Linked DNA regions of Mus musculus: region 2 is linked to region 1. A link is a contact called in ENCODE Hi-C data. All regions are on one chromosome and are shown on one strand. Each heading gives the region's core, a stretch centred on a gene start or an enhancer-like site at or near the end of the contact. The rest is flanking DNA. Distances are from core to core; before and after follow the strand shown. Region 1 holds the start of Cyb5r2 (cytochrome b5 reductase 2). Region 2 holds the start of Tub (tubby bipartite transcription factor).

What was found. Hi-C counts contacts between places; a loop is a spot of excess contacts on that map.
Region 2: a map of gastrocnemius shows a loop between it and region 1 (6-fold over the local background). The contact joins the promoter of Tub here to the promoter of Cyb5r2 in region 1. A Hi-C loop is called at or near these places in 1 of 37 maps with a recorded cell type or tissue (gastrocnemius).

What each region holds. Positions count from the first base shown.
Region 1 is chr7:107,756,460-107,761,510 of GRCm38, forward strand. It overlaps Cyb5r2 (cytochrome b5 reductase 2), which reads right to left and starts at 1,573. Exons shown (of 9, transcript NM_177216.4): 1 at 1,499-1,573; 2 at 726-852; 3 at 452-524. The coding sequence starts at 803.
Region 2 is chr7:109,008,474-109,013,627 of GRCm38, forward strand. It overlaps Tub (tubby bipartite transcription factor), which reads left to right and starts at 2,407. Exons shown (of 12, transcript NM_021885.4): 1 at 2,407-2,665. The coding sequence starts at 2,628.

The DNA of each region.
Region 1 (5,051 bases), core at 323-2,822:
ATGTATATTGGGCCTTGACTGCAAGGGAACATCTGTTCTTGTCATCCCTGAACAACACAATGAAGTTTCTGAATTTTCATATCCATCATTCATTTTACCCTCACTATACCTGAAGTAGGCAGAAAAGCCTGGGAAATACTATAGATGGAAGAAGGTCAGAGATGGTGAGGGACTGGCCTTAAATTGCATGGACAGGAGCCATTAAGGAGATCTTAAACTTCCTGACTCTAAGCTTACGTCTTATCAGTGCTCCTCAAGCTATTACTATTGTGACAGTCCAAGTGGGACAATGGGGACACTGTCCTCAAGTCCAGCTGCCTATTCCCTCCATTCATGTGGTCCAGGGTTATATCAGTGTACCCTCCATATCCCACAAGAATGGGAATCCATTGCTAATAGGAGCCAAGTACTCAAACACTCAGACTTGGACATGTCACCAAGCACTGCTCACCGACAGGAAGCCCCAGGACATGGTCTGGTGAGGGCAGCCCAAAGCGGAACCTTCTGGTGTTGTGACTGATTTGCTGGTTAGAAAAAGAAGAAGAAGAAAGAGGTAGGCAGGTTCTGTTGACTCTCTAGGAGTTTTGCTTTGTGGTCCAGATCTTTAGAAAGGTGCTCCATTTGGTCCTGAGGTGACTGATCACCTCATATCCCCAGCTAGCATTCTCCCCCACCCCCACCCTCCCCTTTCACCTAACCAGAGGGAGGTTTAGGTGACCCACTACCTCCTTCTCAATCAAGGGCAGCGGGTACTTGGCTTCAGGGTCCTGTAAGGTGATAAGATCTTTCTTCTTGACACTCATTTTCTTCAGGGCTATGAGAATCGCAGTGGCCCCGGTGACAGGTTTGGTCCTGGCAGATACAGTGTGAAGACAGACCTCAGATTTCACCCATGCTGGGCTAGGCAGCTCTAAGCCTGGCTGATCTTATGTCTTACAGGACTAGCAGAGAGAAAGGTATTAATACAGAAGGCTCTCTCTGGGACCAGCGTGCAGAGGTTAGCTGCAGGTCCAAGAAGACCCCTGGACCAGGCTTGACACCTATCCCAGAGTGCTAGTGTCTCCAGGCCCTCATTGGTCATCTGCCTCCATCCTGGGGGGAATGACTGTGGGATCCTTACCAGCTAACAGCAAGGCTGGGGACAGAGCTCACCTCTCTAGAGACTTGCCACACTCACTTCGGATTCCGCTGGAGCAGTGGAGCAGTGAGTGGCTTGGGGACTCACTAGCACCTTCCTATGAGTAACTGAGGCAAACATATACCTGTAAGAGGCGTGGCCAACCTCCCTATAATAGCCCTCAACTCCACCCAGCTCCTCCCTCACTAGGCCAGTTTGTTCTCATCCCAACCTGTTGCAGAAAAGTCTGCAGCTTAGCCCTGAGGCCCACTGTCCCAACCAGCTGGGAAACCGCCCGTGAATCCTGCCTCGGCCACCGCCTGCGGCTGTTCGCCTAGCCCCGGGTTCCTTCCTGCCCCGCGCTTTCCCGGCAGAACTCACCTGGAGCGAGATGCCTGACTTATCCTCGAGATGAACAGTGCCTTTGATGGTGGGGATGATGAAACATCCGGCAGTGGCCGCTGAGGAGCTGACTCCTGCCCCATAGCGACGGATTCGAGCTTCTGTGTCACATGACTCTGGCACAGGACTAGCCTGGCGCTTCTGCAGCTGGCCGGGTGGGAATGGGGCTTATCTCCAAGATCCCTATGCAGGGATCCCTCTGCTTCTTGACTTTCCTGCGCATGTCAGCAGCCTTGAGGAAAATTCAGCCTCCCCAGCTTGTTAAGAGCCTGGCAAGATGAAGGAAGGGGTTGCTGTAAACTTGTTTACAATGCAAACTGAAGAAGAGTTGCAGCCTAGAGGAAGACTGCATATCTTATTTAACATGCTTCCTGAGCTGCTACCCTAGCCTCCCAGGACCAAGTGTTTGCAGGATTGGGGTGACTGCAGCCAGTCTTTAGTGGGAGACCGGACCGGACTCTCAGAGGCAGGATGAGAAGTTCAGATTATGAAGATTCTTCACAATGCATTTCAGAACCTTGGTTTCCTCTTCCACGCTTGCAAGTGGCAAAAGGAAAACTCATTTCATAGTGAGTTAAAGGTCAACTTTGGCAACTTAGTAAGACTAGCTTAAAGTTGAAAAGCAAACACACAAGCCGGGCGTGGTGGCGCACGCCTTTAATCCCAGCACTTGGGAGGCAGGGGCAGGCGAATTTCTGAGTTCAAGGCCAGCCTGGTCTACAAAGTGAGTTCCAGGACAGCCAGGGCTACACAGAGAAACCCTGTCTCGAAAAACCAAAAAAAACACAAACACCAGCCCAACAACAACAACAGCAGCAAAGGACTGAGATACAGGACATGGTTACCTTAGCTTGTGCGAGTCCCTGAGTTTTTAGTCTCTGGTATAGAGAGGGGGAAAGCCCAGATTGTAAAATGGTATTTCATGAAGGTATTTGCATCAAATCATTAGCTCCAACGAGAGACATGTACCCCCAACAGCAGGACTAGGAAGCCTCAGGTCCCCAGAACTGAAGTTAGAGGCAGTTGTCAGCTACCCAGTCTGGATGCTGGAAGCCAAATTCTACTTCTCTATAAGAGTGAGTTCTCTTAACTGCTGAGTCATTTTTCCAAGTCTTAAAATAATCTTTGCTATATAAATAGTTTCCCATTATTATAGATGAAATCAATTCACACAGTAATGAGATGAATATACTCCTTACTTTTACAAGAAGAACTAAATCTTGGCTGAATATTTGATTCCACACAAGGTAGTTGAGGAATCTTCAATGTTTTTCAGAGTTCATAGATTTTTTTAAATATATATATAATTGTTGATGCTGAAACTCAACATTTTGTACATACATAGGAAAAAAGACAGAAGTATGTTTAGGGCTTGTCAGAAGTTGCTTGAAATTCTGCCCCAATCTCAAGCAAAATTTCATATATATTATGAAATTCAAGTTGGTAGCTCAAACAGCAATTTTAAAAAACAAACCCTGTGACACAATCCAGCCCAGAAGAGATACCAGTGTGATATTTATGTGCTAAAGAATGATGGCAAAGAAATAATGTCTTTGTTTTTATCATTAAATAGTATATTTCTTTTTTCATCAATTTATTTATTCATTTTACATCCTGATATCAGCCTCCTCCCCCAACCCTCCTCTCACAGCTCCTTGCAGCATTTTCCCCCTCCTCTTCTTTTCTGAGGAGGTAGAGGATCCCCCTACCCCCAGAATCACCCCACCATGGCACACCTACAGGACTAGGCACATCCTCTCCCACTAAGACCAGACAAAGCAACCCAGTTAGGGGAATAGGATTCACAGGCTGGCTACAGGTTTAGTGGTGTGCCTGCTCCAGTTGCTGGGGGACCTGCATGAAGACCTGAAGACTAAGTTATACGTCTACTACATATGTGTTGGGGGCCTAGGTCCAGTCCATGCTCACTCTTTGGTTGGTGGTTTAGTGTCTGGTAGCCTCCAAGAGTACAGGTTAATTGACCCCTTTGGTCTTCCTGTGGAGTTCCTGTCCTCTTTGGATCCCTCAATTTTCTCCCCAACTCTTCCATAAGTCTGCCTGAAGTTTGGCTGTAGGGTTCTGCATCTGTTTCTACTGGCTGCTGGGTTGAGTCTTTCAGAGGACAGTTATGTTAGACTCCTGTTTGTAAGTTAACAGACTATCATTAATAGTGTCAGGGATTGGTTGTTGCCTATGGGATGGGTCTCAATTTGGGCCAGTCTTTGGTTGGTGATTCCCTTTGTCTCTGCTCCATCTTTGTCCCTGCACATCTTGTAGACACAGCACAATTTATGCCAAAGATTTTGTGGATGGGTTGCTGTCCTTATCTCTCCACTGGAGTCCTGCCTGGCTATAGAAGGCTCCATGTCCAACACTGCTAGAGGTCTCAGCTATAGATTCCCTGGGGCTTTCCCCATCCCAGGTCTTTGACATGTCCTAGAGATGCCCCCCTTCCTGCTGATTTCAGTTTTCTCTGCCTTGATCTCCCTACATCTGATCCTCCTGACTCCATTCCCTTCCTCTTCCCCTCTCCTACCCATTTCCTTCCCTCCATCTACTTCCTATAACTTCTATTTTCCCTTCTGAGAAAGTTTCAAGCATCCTATCTTGGGTCATCCTTGTTATTTGGTTTCTTTGGATTTGGGGATTGTAGTGTGGTTATCCTGTAGTTTGTGGCTCATTTCCTCTTATAAATGAGTACATAATAGACATGTCCTTTGGGGTCTGTGTTACCTCACTCAGGATGATATTTTCTAGTTACATCCATTTGCATAAGAAGTTCGACACCAACAACCCAATAACCCAATTAAAAATGGGGTACAGAGCTAAACAGAGAATTCTCAACAGAGGAATTTCTAATGACTAAGAAACACTTAAAGGAATGTTCAGTGTCCTTAGTCAACAGGGAAATGCAAATCAAAATGACTCTGAGATTCCACCTTATACCCATAAGAAAGGCTAAGATTAAAAAAAAAAAAAGCAAAACTTAAGGGACAACACATGCTGACAAGGATTTGAAACAAAGGGAACACTCCTCCATTGCTGGTGGGAGTGCAAACTTATACAACTACTTTGGAAATCAATTTGGCAGTTTCTCAAAAAACTGGGAATAGTTCTACCTCAAGATCCAGCTATACCACTCATGGGCATATACCCAAAGATGCTCCACCATATCACAAGGACACTTGCTCAACTATGTTCATAGAAGTTTTATTGGTAATAGTCAGAAACTGGAAATAACCCAGATGTTTTCCAACTATTGGATAAAGAAAGTGTGGCTCATCTACACAATGGAATACTACTCAGCTATTAAAAACAAGAGCATCATGAATTTTGCCAACAAACATATTCCTATATTGGCATGAAATGTTGTTGTGTGGGGAATAGTAAAATTAATTTTTCTCCCCCCTGCCCCACGTCTCAGACTGCAGTTAAGAATTTTAGGACACTTACAGAGACTGAACCACCAACCAAAAAATATCCATGGGCTGGACCTAGGCCCCCTACATATTTGTAGCAGGTGTGCAGCTTG
Region 2 (5,154 bases), core at 1,157-3,656, 1.3 Mb after region 1:
CACCAACATTCTTGTGCAGATCTTCTTTGTCTGTAGAGGGGCTCACAGACTCCGATGCTCGCTCTCTCTCTCTCTCTCTCTCTCTCTCTCTCTCTCTCTCTCTCTCCCTCCCTCCCTCCCTCTCCCCACCATATATACTGACTGAGTCTCCAATAGCTTTTCATATCTCATGTGTACATACTTAGTCATGAAACAGCAACACATTTCCCCTTTCTCTTGAATATCACACACACACACACACACACACACACAAAATATGCACTGGCCTACAAATCCTTGGCTTCCCCATAGCATACAGGTTCTTGGTCCTCCCACATCTCATGTACATACATGTTCTTGGGTACACACACACTCATCCATGCACTGGCAGGCTTCCCGGCTCTTCTGAATCCCACATGCTCACATAGCCCATGCAGAAAAAGAAGCCATGGAAAGCATCTCATTTCTGCACCTCACTCTACCTCCAGATCTTGCTCCCTTAGGACAGAGCCAGGAGTGTCTGTTTAATAGATTCAATTACTTCAGGCTCCAGAGACCTTCCAACTTAATTCTGATTGCATTAAGGTGTCAGAGAATTTGGAAAGAAAGGGGAAAAGACAGCCGCAAAGTATTGATGGGGAAGTCTTCCAGACGCTTGTCATCCTACAGAGGTAGATAGCAAATAATTATAACTTTGTCAGAGGTGGAATGGACAACAGGGAGTTTAGGGGTCAGTGCCTCTCATACACCCTTTTTTCAGGTCTTCGGCCTAAAGGACAGCAGCCTCTGGGGGAGTAGCTTTGCTGCTGTCCTCTGGCTTCCAGGGAAGGAGGGACAAACTAGCCCTCTGCTGCTCTGAAGACCAGGCAGCAGCTTTACACTGCACCCTACTCTTGGGAGATTTTCTTGGGAGGTCCAGTATGACAGTAATAGCCCTTAGGAGGTTAATAAATAACCCAAGTGAACAGGGTTTGGGGAGCTAAGATCTCACTCTAGACAGATAAGGATTTAAGAGTAAACACATGCACAGCACATGGACTACTGGGAAGCAGAGGATGGAGACTGTGGACTGGGAGTTAGTATGTGAATGCTGGCTTCACCGAGGACTACCTGTGCAGCCTTGAGCATTGTGCTTGTCTTCTCTGTGCTTCATTTCCTCTGCTGAAAAAAAAATCTATCTATCTATCTATCTATCTATCTATCTATCTATCTATCTATTTATCTATATATATATATATACAGTTCCTAGGCCAGTCGTTAATGAAGTTATTTAAATCTCACCTAACAAAGCCCCAACCCCTGATAGCTCACCAAGCAGTCCATATATCATCATTATTGTATTTGTAGTTTATGGGTCAGACAAGGCTGAGAAGCTGGAATAAGCCCCAGGGGCAGGTTCTGGCTTGGCTCCAGGGCAGTAAGATGAGACCCACCCTAAACATGGGGGTCATTACCACACTCCTCCCAGTGCTGCCAGAATATCTCTCCATGGAGGCTCTACTGCATATCCGGTGCTGCTGAGCCTAAGGTACACTTGAGGAGTGTATAGGGTCTGTGTTCATCAGTAGTCCCTTCCCTGATCCCCATTATGAGGTTCAGGCTGGCCTTCCAGCCTCCTACGTTGCTGGATACCTGGCCTCTCCCTTCTTCCATCTAGCCCTATTATGGATCTTCCATCTTTCCCTCCCCTGCCTGTTATTAAATGTAGGTCCTCTGTACAGCCATCTCAGCAGCATTCAAGGTTAGGAGGATCTTTCTTGAGATTTTGCTGCCCTCCAAAAGGGCTTTGAGAGATGAGAGACCCTGGTTCAACTTCAGCTCCAACACTTCCTTGTTCCTTGCCCTTCGGTCAAGCCATTTCTCAGACTTCATTCCCTGGGAAATAGGGATAAAATATTTGCTTGTCAAAGCTGTTGTGCCCGCTAATGCTCCAACTTTCTAAGGACCTGGAGTGCAACCGTAAACAGAACTCTTCCCTTGGTTGTGGAAACGTGGATGGGAAGCGTAAGGTCCAAAAGAATGACCCAGGCAGAGGAAACACCGTTTACTTAACTAAAGATCAGAAGGTTATGGAGGCAGGCACATGAAATGGGAAGTTGAGAAGGAAACAGGGACTCAGTCAGTACTCAGACCAGAGGCTCCCTGAGTTGAGTCCAGGGTAAATCTGAGATAGTCAAGGACTGAGGGATAGCTGAGGTCCTAGAGGGAGAAACTGAGGCTAGGTGACAGCATCCTTCCGGCAGAGAGTGGGCATCCCGCGCGGTCTGCATCCACCGGCCAGGGTGGGGTCTCCGTCGAGGCGGGGCCAGGGGCGGGGCGGCGGCTGCCACGCAGGGCTCAGCCTGGGGCGCGAGACCCGGCGCCTGCGGTGCGGACTGCCTCTCCCGCCTCAGGCGCGCTCCAGCCCGCGCGCTCCCGGTGCCCCGCGCACTCCCGCCGCCTCTCCCGAGCGCTGCACCGCGCACAGACAACCGTTCTGGGAGCCCGCGGCCGGGGCCCTGGCGTGCAGAGAGGGCCTCGGCGGGGCCCAGCGGTCGGGCCGGGGAGGATGCGGCCCGGGGCGGCCCGAGAGTTGAGCAGGGTCCCCGCGCCAGCCCCGAGCGGTCCCGGCCACCGGAGCCGCAGCCGCCGCCCCGCCCCCGGGAGACATGACTTCCAAGCCGCATTCCGACTGGATTCCTTACAGGTACGCGGGCCCGGCTTCCCCGGCTCCAGGGCATGTTCGGACCCCCATTCCAACGCTGAGGGCGGGGAGGAGGACGGGAGCGCGCAGCCAGGGCACCCACCATCCTCCGAGTCGGGATGCAGCGTCGGTCGGGGCCATCTGGCCTGGAGGCAGGGTACTGCTCCCTCAGTCTCCTTTCCAACACCGGGAGCGCGGGTTGGAGGTGCCGGGCTTTTCCATCCCAACTTTGAGGGCCTCAAAGCCACCTGCCCTTTTCCACCCTTCTCAACACCCAAAGCTTCTTAAAAGATCTCTAGCCTTGTTGAGTCGGGTGGCACATGGAGAAAGGAACTGCTGTGAGCCAGCCGCCCCCTAGGCCCAGCACCCAGGACATGCGTCTGGATAGCTTGTGCGCACACATCCCTGCATCTTCACGCTTGCACACAAACAGAGCATCTGCGCGCTGGGCCAAATATGTCCCTGCTGTTCAGTTCATATCCCCAAAGCATGGATTTGCTGAGATGGTTAGAACCCAGGCCACATGGCAGCTTACATGTACCCATATATCTCAGTAGACCTTAATTTGGGGGCTGCACAGGTGCATACATTCAAATCTGTGCGTATAGGAATACACCGTATTACCTACTCATAAGTACTATTCAGTACCTTTCAGAGATGCTTGTTAGTGGAACTAGCTCACAATTCAGAGAATTGCTCTCACACACGCTCACGTGCACTCAAGAGCATTGACCAACCTCCTGTTCCTGGATACTTGGTTGGGCAGACCTAAGAGAGACTCGGGTTTTCTTGTGTGGGTGGTGGGGGAGGGGTGGTCTCCAGCCTCACACAGGTGCAGGCCTTTCTCCATCCACTACTCAATTCTATTACCAGGGAAAAGAGCTCATTGCCATAGCAGCGCCACATCCGTGGCCACTCATTGGCTCTCTAGTTGCCATGGGCTACCGGGCTGTCTCTAAAGCCTCCTGAAGAGGCATGTGTGTAAAAAGGGAGCTGGACTGCTAAGACCCACTTTTTATTGCTGACCCAGGTGCACATTTGTTGGTTTGCAGAATCAGACACTCAGGACCCACATAGCCCATGAAGGAAAGTGATCCTGACAGAGTCCTTCCAAAGAGTCGGTCCAGACAGAACCCCAATTAGAAACCAGCTCGAACTGCCTGAAGCTTGTTAAAAGCGGGTCTTTCTACCAACAGGCACCTGTCATAGGCCTGGGAATTCAGCGATTTTTTCTCGAGAATAATTATTGCCTCTGAGCTCAGCCTCTGTGGGGGCTTTTTGAGTTATTTTCTGTCTTACCACCAACACACACAGAGACACATGTAGACAGAGAGTCATACACAGGCTCCTGCAGACATGTGAGCCCACACCTCAGTCTCACATGGATAAGGGAGAAACCTCCAATTGGGAACTGGGGCCTGAGTTGTACTAACTCAGAAGACTATGTGCCCTTGACATATATCCAGGATGAGGGTGCAGATAGTGCTGAGGCCATTCTGGTATTTTCTTGACTCATGTGCAGCCTTACAGAGTATCTCTGACCATTTGTCTGCCAGCAGAGGTGGAAGGCAGTGCCTATGGACTGAACAGACAATAGTGCTGTGGAAGTATCTTCAAGGAGATCAGTTGTTGGGTAGTGGCCAGCCACAGGCTACACTGTGACTGTGGCAATAATGCTGTGCTTAGGTTTTGCAAAATGGAAGGCTTGGCTGGTTATGGTTCAAGACTGATTCTACCAGGGACCCAAGGACTAAAGCAACTTGCAAAGCTTGTAGAGAAAAAAAAAAAAATCTACCTCAAGCTAAGAGGGTTTAGTCTGCGCCTAGGAAAAGAGACCTCTGGGAGATAGGATTATCTCTGAGAACTCTATTGCAAGTGCCCAGGGCATTGATATCCTGAAATGGGTGATTGGCACTCAACCCAGCCTAAGCCTAACCATCCCCCATTCTCCCTCCCACACTCAGCTGAAAGCACAGAATCCTGCCACCCTGGAAGCCTAGCCCTGAAGGCAGCTTGGCACCCTGTGGCCCACCCTGCTTCCTCTCTCCCTTCCTGTCACCTGCCTTCTTGTTCTGTGCAGTGGGGAGAGTGGGTATTCAGCTGGGGGTGGGCTGCCATCAGGAGGAGCCTCCTCTGCCCTGTTCAGTCTTTCTGAGCATGCGCAGAGCCTGGAAAAGCACTGGGTTTGGGAATAGACTTCCTAGTAGGGAAGACCTGTGCTGAGAGGCGATCCAAATGGCCCTTTGCATCACTAGGCTGTGGATTGCAGGCAAAGCCACAGGTCTGTCTGGTGGCAGAAAACTGGGACAGAAGACAAAGCACAGTTCTTGGCAGCTAGGCAGGGGGCAGCATGCATACACGTGCTTTGCCTAGTGTGAGGTTTTCCCTAATGCCACAGCACTTCAGACTGGAATGTGGTGTATGGGGGAGAGAGACTGACTTGTTAGCGCTTCTGAAAGGCTCTCTCTCTCTGTCTCTGTCTGTCTGTCTGT